2 separate regions of the Homo sapiens genome follow, and region 2 is linked to region 1. Evidence: read pairs that join two places in POLR2A ChIA-PET (ENCODE). Cell type or tissue: PC-9. All regions are shown on one strand. Links, peaks and the distances in the headings refer to the core of each region. The heading gives the core; the rest is flanking DNA.

The links. Peaks named below come from ENCODE experiments on the same cell type or tissue, not always from the same donor. Only the 100,000 strongest peaks of a DNase experiment are listed, where the experiment ranks them.
Region 2: POLR2A ChIA-PET joins it to region 1 with 7 read pairs; 6 of 35 experiments call an interaction of 5 or more read pairs at or near these places.

The regions. Positions count from the first base shown.
Region 1 is chr1:52,832,252-52,834,751 of GRCh38, forward strand. No RefSeq gene overlaps it. Among named protein-coding and RNA genes, the nearest start is that of ZYG11A, 9.3 kb to the right of the region's middle. RefSeq lists an enhancer at 1-521. In PC-9, for the core only: no CTCF peak of the experiment used is centred there; a DNase peak (open chromatin) is centred at 1,530; H3K27ac peaks cover 621 bases.
Region 2 is chr1:52,900,745-52,909,351 of GRCh38, forward strand. It overlaps ECHDC2 (enoyl-CoA hydratase domain containing 2), which reads right to left. Exons shown (of 10, transcript NM_001198961.2): 4 at 7,124-7,210; 5 at 5,775-5,867; 6 at 4,290-4,346; 7 at 3,902-4,089. Among named protein-coding and RNA genes, the nearest start is that of ECHDC2, 17 kb to the right of the region's middle. RefSeq lists enhancers at 4,325-5,116, 5,803-6,302. In PC-9, for the core only: a CTCF peak has its summit at 4,258; no DNase peak of the experiment used is centred there.

The DNA of each region.
Region 1 (2,500 bases), core at 1-2,500:
CAATGGCACGATCTTGGCTCACTGCAACCTCCGCCTCCTGGTTTCAAGAGATTCTTCTGCCTCAGCCTCCTGAGTAGCTGGGATTACAGGTGCATGCCACCACGCCTGGCTAATTTTTGTATTTTTAGTAGAGACGGGGTTTCACTATGTTGGCCAGGCTGGTCTGGAACTCCTGACCTCAGGTGATCCGCCTGCCTCGGCCTCCCAAAGTGCTGGGATTACAGGTGTGAGCCACAGCGCCAGGCCAACTTGAAAATTTTTAAAAGGAAGAAACATTATTCTGATAGCAAGGAGATTCAGCTTTCCAAACGACCCAATGAAGATAGCCTGAGGCCGACTGATTGTCTCCTTTCCTTCCCTTCCCCCTTTTTCTTTTGTAGTTTACTTAAATGGTAAACAAAAATGCCGGGCCTTGAAAGAACAGGGCCATGAAAGGGGGTCTCTGGTGCCTCCTGTTTTTCCCAAGGAGTCCAGGCTGTTAGAACTTGAATATTCACTTTTAATTAAGCTGACTTTTAACCATAGCACTCTTTAATAAAATCCTTTTAAAATGTCTTATTACCCAATTTTAGCCAGGCCAAAAGGCTGATATTCCTGGCTTTTGAACTTTACCAAAGGTAAAGTTAAGGACTCAGGAAGGTTCTCAGAGAAAGGAAGATTTAAGATAGTCAGTGGAGAAGAGACTAGAGACGGTCATGCAGTTATTAAACCGGAAAGGACTTACTTCCTAAGCAGGGAATTGAGCTAGTGTGAAAGGGCAAAGCCTTGACTACTGAGCTACAGCACACGGCAGTCTTTTCTTTCCCTTCCCAGAAGGAGTTTAGAATAGTTAATTTTGAGCTTGCAAAGGCTTTTAGTTAAAAGATAATTTTTAGAGCTAACTATGACAGAAACCCTAAAATTATTGTTCCCTGGAAGGCAAAGACCAAGAGAAAGTATTGCCACATGGTTACAAGGTCAAGCTCCTAAGGACGTAAAACAAGATGGAGACAAACAGTGGTTTTTACCATTCATTCAACCATTTGCACAGAGAGAGAGAAGCCAGAAATTTGACTGGTAAGAAATTCCTGGCCAAGCGTGGTGGCTCACTCCTGTAATCCCAGCACTTTGGGAGGCCGAGTTGGGTGGATCACGAGGTCAGGAGATAGAGACCATCCTGGCTAACACAGTGAAACCCCGTCACTACTAAAAATACTAAAAAAAAAAAAAAAAAAAAATTAGCCGGGCGTGGTGGCGGGCGCCTGTAGTCCCAGCTACTGGGGAGGCTGAGGTGGGAGAATGGCGTGAACCCGGGAGGTGGAGCTTGCAGTGAGCCAAGATAATGCCACTGCACTCCAGCCTGGGCGACAGGGCGGGACTCCGTCTCAAAAAAAAAAAAATTCCTACCCTTTTGCCAGCATGCCAGGCTTCTGGGTTCCCTTTCCCTGAGTGGCCCTAGTGACTCAGCTTGCTGCATCATCACTCTGGGGGCCAAGCCGCATCATAAAAGAAAATTATCTTTCTTCGTTCTGGCCAGAGCAAGATACGTGTGACAAAACAGACATTAGTCACTCTGCTTAGCACCCAATATCAAACTGACAGAGCTCAAACTTGCCTCTGGTTGTGCCCCATCATCGTTAATCCAACCTCCGACCAGGAATTTCAACCTGTGGTCTCTGGGCAAGATGGTCGCCCTGAGTAACAGAAAAGATAAGCAAGGGAGCCGGGCCAGGCAAGGTGGCTCATGCCTGTAATCCCAGCACTTTGGGAGGCCAAGGCGGGCGGATTGTTTCAGGTCAGGAGTTCAAGACCAGCTTGGCCAACAGGGTGAAACCCTGTTTCTACTAAAAATACAAAAAATTAGCTGGGCGTGGTGGCGCACGCCTGTAGTCCCAGCTACTCAGTTGGCTGAGGCAGGAAAATTGCTTGAACCCGGGAGGCAGAGGTTGCAGTGAGCCAAGATCTTGCCACTGCACTCCATCCAGCCTGGGTGATAGAGCAAGACTCCAACCCAAAATAAAAAAAGAAAAGAAAGGGAGAGAGAGAAAAAAGCATTGCCTGCGGCAGGGTTGGGAAGGTGAAATGATCAGGGAAGCCAGAGAAAGACCCACCCATTGCAACGACTCTGAAAAGTTCAGTCAGCTGCTTCTCGGTAGCAAAGGGATCTTTTCCAGCAGTCTCATCAGCTCTCAAGTTTCCCCTTTTAGGGGGGAAAACGCTCCCCCGTCCCATGATCCTGTACATGCCTAATGGCCACTCACAGCCTTCAGCAAAGAGTGCAAGGCAGATTATTCCAAAGAGAATAGCAGTTGACATGCTGTAGTACCAAACCTGTTCTTAGCCAAAAGGGGCTTTACGAAGAGCCCTCATGTTTAAATGTACTTCAGTGCATTGTTGTTCATTCGGCACATTCCACTGTAAGTCACCTTTAGTAAGATTTTGCCATTTCTGTAAGACTTCGCTGCCTCCCAGGCCTAATGTATAACCCAAAAAGAACTCAGTTTTCCAGAAATTAAGGATC
Region 2 (8,607 bases), core at 2,949-5,448, 71 kb after region 1:
CAGGTAAACCAGGACTAGCTGGTCATCTTGCCTTTGATTTTTACCTTATGCCCTTCTTACTCCTCTGTTCTTTTAGATTTGCTTGCCATATGTGTTATTATTTAGGTAACTACCCAATAAAGGAAGTAATCTTGGCCAGGTGCAGTGGCTCACGCCTGTAATCACAGGGCTTTGAGAGGCTGAGGCAGGAGGATTGCTTGCCCAAAGAGTTTGAGACCAGCCTGGGCATCATCATGAGATCCCATCTCTACAAAAAATAAAAAATTAGCTGGGCGTGGTGACTTGCACCTGTAGTCTCAGCTACTCAGTAGTCTTAGGTGGAAGGATCACTTGGGCCTGAGAGGTCAATGCTCCAGTGAGCTGTGATCATGCCACTGCACTCCAGCCTGGGCAAAAGAGCCAGACCCTGTCTCAAAAATAAATAAATAAATAAATAAATAAATAAATAAAGTAACCTTTTATTAAAGTTAAAAACGGTATGTACGTATGTTTGTGAGTGAAAACAGCCAAATTCTAGCCAAGTCAGTAGCTTGCACCTGTAGTCCCAGCTATTCAGAGGCTGAGGTGGAAGGACTGCTCAGGCCCAGGGCTTCAAGGCTGTGGTGAGCTATGATCGTGCCACTGCACTCCAGCCTGGGCAACAGAGCAAGATCCTGTCTCTAAAAAGAAAAGAAAAAAAACACAGCTGAATCCATTTCTCAAAGTGTAATGTGTATTTACTATTTAAGAAGGAAATCTGATGCAAACTGTGGATATTGACAGTTTTTTTCTGGGCTGAGAAAACTCTGGAACCATTTGCTACCCTATCAGAGTGGTTTGTCCACTAGATGGTGGCCATCTACACCATCCCTGGCCCTCTCCTATCCGGAAACCTTTATTCTGAGCACCCAGTAACATAGGTGGAAGTTGAAGTTTTGTTTTTCAGGTTGACCCAGAAGGTCTCAACTCTGGGATTACTCATGCCAGTACTTGTTTTTGGTAGACTGGTGTTTTGGTATACAAAGCTACTTTTAAGTACTGAAAATATCAGTAATTATATAGTACCAATATTTTAGTATATTTGGAAATCTGAATTATTTTGTGATTGTTATTTAGTTAAGGCAAAAAGACAAACCCTATAGTCTACAGGTCTAGATATGAAAGCTGCAATCAGCCACTCCATTGAGTGACCCAGAGTTCTGTATTAGTTCGGAGACTTTCTAACCAAGTATAATAGAAACTTGACAGCATTAATATTGTCTAGGCAATAGCATCAGACTCTTCATTTATATATGATGAAGCTTAAAAAAAAAAAAGACAAATGCTTTCAAAAAGCTATAGTCCCTCACCTCCAAATTAAAGAAGATCTGTTTTAAGAAGTATTAGGATTATTTACATTTGAGAGACAGGAAAGAAAGGATTTTTGTTCAAAATTATACTATTTTATTTTATTAACAGAATCTTGCTCTGTCACTTGGGCTGGAGTGCAGTGGTGCGATCTCGGCTCACTGCAACCTCCACCTCCCAGACTCAAGTGATTCTCGTGCCTCAGCCTCCTGAGTAGCTGTAATAAAAGGCATGAGCCACCATGCCCAGCTAAATTTTGTAATTTTAGTAAAGACAGGGTTTTGCCATGTTGGCCAGGCTGGTCTCAAACTCCTGGCATCAAGTGATCCTCCTGTCTTGACCTCCCAAAGTGCTGGGATTACAGCAATGAGCCACTGCACCCGGCTTCTTTTCTGTTTTAATACAAATGAGGTCTCACTATGTTGCCCAGCCTGGTCTAGAACCCCTGGTCTCAAGCAGTCTTCCCACCTCAGCCTCCCAAAGTGCTGGGATTACAGGCGTGAGCCACCATGCTAAGCCAAAATGGTTACTTTTATATGATTAATTCAATATATGTCAATATTAAAATGATGTATGGTTAACTTTGTTTTGTGACATTTGTAAATTTTTGTATTTGAAATACATTAAATATTTAGTTTGTTTTTAAAATTTTGTACATATTTTGCTCTCTTAAAATACCTTTTTTATATTGCATTCTGTATTGTGCAAAATAAATGCCAAAATACCGGTGTTGTTTTTTTTTCTAATACTACAATCACTCTTTGTGACCTTGATGAACAAGTCACTGAACTTTTATGGGTTTTCTCACAGATAAAATGGGGATAATCAGTTCAACTGGATTATTCTAAGAGCTGAGATACTACATTAAGGTACCTAGCATTATAGGCTAAGACAAATTTATTATAAATTAGTCTAACTTAGCTCCATTTAAGCCACTTTTAATCTTTATGGAAATTTGGGATCTCCTGTACCCAACCCCCTGTATCCTGGGCCCCCTGAGAGTTGGGAGAAGCCAGCAGACCCTCGCAGGGCCTTGGATACCCCAGACAGCCAGATCCCAGATATCCCTGCTGAGGGCTTTGGGCCCTGCAGCTGGTAGGGTTGTACCTGGGCAGGGCCTGACCTGCTCCCTACTGAGCATGGTACCCTTTGGGGTACCATGCTGAGAGGTTATTGTTTGAGGATTTTTAATTTTTTTCTTTCAATAGATTTTAGGGAACAGGTGGCTTTTGGTTACATGGATACGTTCTTTAGTGGTGATTTCTAAGATTTTGGTGCACCGTACCCAACGTGTAGTCTTTTATCCCTCACCCTTTCCCATGCTATTTGAGGATTTTTTTAATGAGGGGTTTTTTGGTTGTTTTTTTTGGCTTTTTGTTTTTGTTTGTTTGTTTTTAGCAACGGGATTTTGCTTTGTTGCCCAGGCTGGAAGTGCAGTGGCGTGACCAGCTTACTGCAGCTTTGAATTCATGGGTTCAAGCAATGCTTTTTCCCAAATAACTGGGATTACAGGCTCGAACTACCACATCTGGCTAAAACATGAGCCTGGCCCGTCACGGTGGTTCATGCTTGTAATTCTAACACTTTGGGAGGCTGAGGCGGGAGGATCACTTGAGCCCAGGAGTTTAAAACTGCAGTGAGCCATGATTGCACCACTGCACTCCAGCCTGGATGACACAGCGAGACCCTATCTCTTCAAAGAAAAAAATGCTTAATACATGTCCTGTATGTTGTATTTCTTTCTTTCTTTCTTTTTTTTTTTTTTTTGAGATGAAGTCTCGTCCTGTCGCCCAGTGGAGTGCAATGGCGCGATCTTGGCTCACTGCAACCTCCGCCTCCCAGGTTCAAGCGATTCTCCTGCCTCAGCCTCCTGAGTAGCTGGGATTACAGGTGCGTGCCTCCACACCCAGCTAATTTTTGTATTTTTAGTAGAGACGGGGTTTCACCATATTGGCCAGGGTGGTCTTGAACTCCTAACCTCGTGATACACCCGCCTCAGCCTCCCAAAGTGCTGGGATTACAGGCATGAGCCACCCTGCCCAGCCCACATGTTGTATTTCAAGAATATCCCACCAGGCAGTATGGTAGGAAATATGGGTTGGAAGTTCTGTATCTATTTTAGAATCTTGCTTTTTCAGTCTTTGGGGGATTTTAAGGCTGTGCTATATAGTATAGTAGCCACAAGCCACATGTGGCTATTAGCATTTGAAATGTGGCTAGTGTGAATGAGGAACTGCATTCATTTTCTGCAATTTAAATCATTTGGCTAGTGGCTCCCATACTGGATAAGCACAAGTATAGAACATTTATCTCATCTCAGAATGGTCTACTGGACAGTGTTACATTCAGAGGGCTTTCAAGCCCATTTGGTTCCAGCCCTTTGGAATTCAATTTACATTTTAATTCAGAATTAAAATTTGACTTGATTGTGTTTACTGGATGGTTAAACAAACTCCAAAGAGGGTTAATCATATGTCTCTGGGAGAATGGATGTGCAGCCCAAGGGGACACCCTGCCCCACACATGCCTCCCCCATGACTCCAGCCCTCCTTCTGGTGCCGAGCTGTCACCACACCTGGGGCAGGATCTCCTGGGCCAGTGCTCGTGCCCGCTGGTAGGCGGCGTCCCCCTCCTCGTTCTGGGCCACAGCGTGATTCACCAGCCCCAGTACGTGGGCCTCAGTTCCACTCAGTCGTCGGCCCGTGAAGATGAGCTCCTTCGCCAGGGCCACCCCCAGACAACGGGGCAGCCTCTGAGTCCCTCCTACCAGGATGGAGGGAGCAGGGTGGGAATCAGCATGGGAAGTGGGAACCCAGAGAAGGCTCAGCCTGGGACTCAGCCAAGACTTCTCAGAGGAGCAGGGTTCAGGTGGGAGGGCAGAGCCCAGAACAGAGGGCAAAAAAGGAAAGCAGCGAAGGACCCTGGATGGGGTGGAATTGGGCGGGTGCTGTAGTTGCGATTACCTGCCCCCGGGAGGAGCCCTCGCGTGGTCTCAATCAGTCCCATGACTGCCGAGGAAGCTGCTCAGATAGAACAAAGTGAGGCCTCCCTCCCCCATCCGGTCCCCCAGTGCTAATCCCGGGGGCCACAGCTGCCTCTGCTGTCTACTCGCCCCTCTAGCCACTTGCCCCATGGTCTGGCCACAGCCAGGCCTCTCCAGACTCTGCCTTTGGAAGAGCCCTAGCCCAGAAGTCAGGAGCCCAGGCCCTTATTTCACCATGCCCCTTTGATGGAGTTGTAAGTCACCAGCAAGTCTCACCCTTCCCAAGCCTCAAAGGTGGAAGAAAGATGGCTGGCCCTCTTCTGTCTGCTTCAGAGAGCCGCTAAGGATCACACGAGGTACGACGCTTGGAACAAGGAGAGTTCCTAGGAGGTGCCCCATATCTATTTGTGGATTACTATTAATAGGTTCTCTGGCTTAGCCCTGGCCTGGCCTAGAATGTCAGTGACTCCTGCTCCTGCTACAGTCGTCCGTTCCAGCTTTGTCACAGCCTGAAATTGCCCTGACTGTTCCAGTCCATGTCCTCCTGAGTTCTGCTTCCTTCCTTCGAGAAACTTGCCTTGACTGACGCACCCCCCCGGGTCTGTCTCCTTTTCTGAATTCCCTCAGCATGGACCATGTGAACGTGGGCAGAAGGGAGTGGGTTTTACATTCACTCCGTCTTAGTCTTCCCCAAAACCCTGTGAGTTAGTTGCGTGAACGTGGGCATGTGAGAAGGAGAGTTGGGGCTAGACCAGCCTGGTATTTTGGTGCCTGGACACCTGGTCAGTTCCTTCTCTTTGACCTGCATTGTGTAGACAGAAGCTACTTTCATGCCTGGAGCTACACATTTTTATATGTTGCTCCTGGGGTGGCAGGAGAGAGCGGTGGGGGGAGAAGGGAAGACATTCAGACTTTGCCTAACTGCATCCAAGAAGGCTGCTCCTAATCACCAGGTCAGTCACCTGAGAAAATGATCAGTTATCTTCTTTATCCCCTCCCATTCTTCAAACAAAGCTCAATTGCTCAGAACAAGTAATGCAAATTTGGCTGGTGCCAGTATTCCTGCCCAGGCACCTTTGTGATTAGCTCAGCCATTGACAAACTATCCCTGAGGCTCACCTTTTTCCGAAACATGGTCGATAAATCTGACTTGGACAGAATGGGAAGACTGGACATTGCTCTTTGACCTCCTTGGCTCGTAACAGCAATTGCTCTGAGGTTGGTCAAATATTCCCAAAATGAAGGAAGCAGGTTCTGACAGGTCACAGATACTACAGCAGCTAATGGCTGCACCAGGAGGGGAAGCAGCTTCTGCCTGAGCACCCTCTGTGCTCTGCCTTGCCTTAGTTTTGCTTTTGGTTGGAAGCCAAGAACAGTGGCTGACTGCAGAATGTCCAGACTCACCCTGTTTCACTCACCCCTGACTCCCTAGCCCCACCCCCTGCCCCCAGTCCTGGCCCAGTACCTGCCACTCGGAGGTCACAGGCCAGGGCAAGCTCTAGGCCTCCGCCCAAGGCAAACCCATCCATAGCCGCAATGGTGGGTGCAGGGAAGGCTGCTGTGGAGAGGAAGAAAGGCTCAGCCTGCAAAGCCCTGGTGGGACCAGGACAGAGACTCAAGGCTGGGGAGGGGCAAGCTGGTTGGGACAGAGGCCTCAGTGGACCCAGGTCTGGGGACATTACATGGAACCTCAGCCAGGTTATCTTAATTCTTTTTTTTTTTTTTTTTTGAGACGGAGTCTTGTTCTGTCACCCAGGCTGGAGTGCAGTGGCATGATCTTGGCTCACTGCAACCTCTGCCTCCCAGGTTCAAGTGATTCTCTTGCCTCAACCTCCTGAGTAGCTGGGATTACAGATGTGCGCCACCACGCCCAGCTAATTTTTTTGTATTTTTTTTTTTTTTTTTTTAAGTAGAGACGGGGGTTTCACCATGTTGGCCAGACTGGTCTTGAACTCCTGACCTCGTGATCCGCCCGCCTCAGCCTCCCAAACTGCTGGGATTACAGGAATGAGCCACTGCGCCCGGCCTCTTTTTTTTCCTTTTTTCTTTTTTTTTTTTTTTGAGATGGAGTCTCGCTGTTGTTGCCCAGGCTGGAGTGCAATGGCACAATCTCTGCTCACGACAACCTCTGCTTCCCGCAGCCAGGTTATCTCAGAAGCCAATTTTCCCTTTAGGGAAAGTTACAGAATCAGCCAGGGAAGAGGAATGGGAGGATGGGCTGGATGATCCCTGTTCAGGCCTAATCCGCTGGCCTCCCTGGGGCCTCCCTTTCTTTGTGCCAAGCCCTGTGCTGGGTGCTGGGAACTGGGAACACAGAATGAATCAGACATAGCCTTTGTTCCCATGGGGCTCAGTCTCATGGGGAAGACAAATGTGTATCAGGCATTATTGACCCAGGATCATCAGTGCTCCAATAAAAAGCTCAGAGGGTGGGTTGGGAAGGCTTCCTGGAGGAGGAGGTACTGGAGGGCTTGAAGGACAAGTAAAAGTTCAAGTAACCAAGAAGGGGTATCTCAGGCAAAGGTAACAGCAATTGTCAAAACTTGAAAGCATGCTTGGGGAAACTTAACTGCTTTGGAATGGCCAGGCTTGAACCCTGAGGGTGGGGCGGGACACAAAAGCTGAAGAGCCAGAACTCCCTCTCTGAGAGAACTGCCCTCGGTCATCCTCCTCCATCCCCCTGGGTGAGTCATCTGTCTTATCACAGAACTCCAAACAGAAAGAAGACTCTCCTTAGATGCTGGTGGGGGTAGCGGGACTGTCATCGGCAGGGACCCCCAAACCCCCTCCTCCACCCCACACCCAGATCCTCACCGATGTCATTCATCAGGCCCCGGAGTCGCTGGACAAACACCCCCACCTCTGCTTCACTCATCTGTTCCCGCTCCTTCAGGTCTGCACCTGCAGATGGCGAGGGTTGGTACCAGCCCTTAGGAAAATGGCACTTTACGGAATCCCAGGCGGTTAAAGGATCCAGCAAAGAAGACCTGAGGACAGGCAGCCAGCGAGGAAGGAGAAACACCAGGAACCCGGGCAAGGAAGTCAAGGGAAAAGAGGAGCATCAAACAAGGAGGGTGTGACACTGCAGAAAGGTGAACTGGACTCCATCAAAATGGAAACCTTCTGTGCATCAGAGGACACTATCAATAGAATACAAAGACAACCCACAGAAATGGCTGGGTGCAGTGGCTCACGCTTGCAATCTCAGCATTTTGGGAGGCCGAGGCAGGTGCATCACCTGAGGTCAGTAGTTCAAGACCAACATGGTGAAACCCTGTCTCCACTAAAAATACAAAAATCAGCCAGGTGTGGTGGCGGACACCTATAATCCCAGCTACTCAGGTGGCGGAGGCAGGAGAATCACCTGAACCCAGGAGGTGAAGGCTGCAGTGAGCTGAGATCGCACCAACTGCACTCCAGCCTCGGTGACGAGCAAGACTCCGTTTCAAAGAAGAAAAAAGAAAAAAAAGAAAAGACAACACACAGAATGGAAGAAAATATGTGTAAATCATATATCTGATAAAGGTTTAATATCTAGGATATATAAAGAACTTCTCCAACTAAACAACAAAACAACCCAATTCAGAAATGGGCAAAGGGCCAGGCGCAGTGGCTCACACCTGTAATCCCAGCACTTTGGGAGGCCGAGGTGGGCACATCACCTGAGGTCACGAGTTCAAGACCAGCCTGGCCAACGTGGTGAAACAGTGTCTCTACTAAAAATACAAGAATTAGCCAGGTGTGTTGGTGGGCACCTGTAATCCCAGCTACTAGGGAGGTTGAGGCTGAGGCAGGAGAATCGCGTGAGCCCAGGAGGCAGAGGTTACAGTGAGCCAAGATTGTGCCACTGCGCTCCATCCTGGGTGACAGAGTCTCAAAAAAAAAAAAAAAAAAAAAAAAAGGAAAAAGGACTTGAATAGACATTTCTCCTGAGGAGATACACAGATGGTCAATAAGCACTTGAAAAGTTGCTCAATCTCATCGTCATTAGACAAATGCAAATCAAAAACCACAATGAGATACTACCTCACGTCTATTAGAATGGCTTTTAAAACAAACAAAACAAAAAGTTGGCATGGATGTGGAGACATGGAACCCTGGTGCATTGCTGGTGGGAGTGTAAACCCATGCAGCTGCTGTGGAAACCAGTTCCAAAAAGTTAAACAGAATTACCATACAATTCTAGTCCCAAGTATATACCCAAAAGAGTTGAAAGCAAGGACTCAAACAGATACAGTCCCTCCTTATCCGTAGGGGACTGGTTCCAGGACCCCTCAGATACAAAAATCCATGGATGC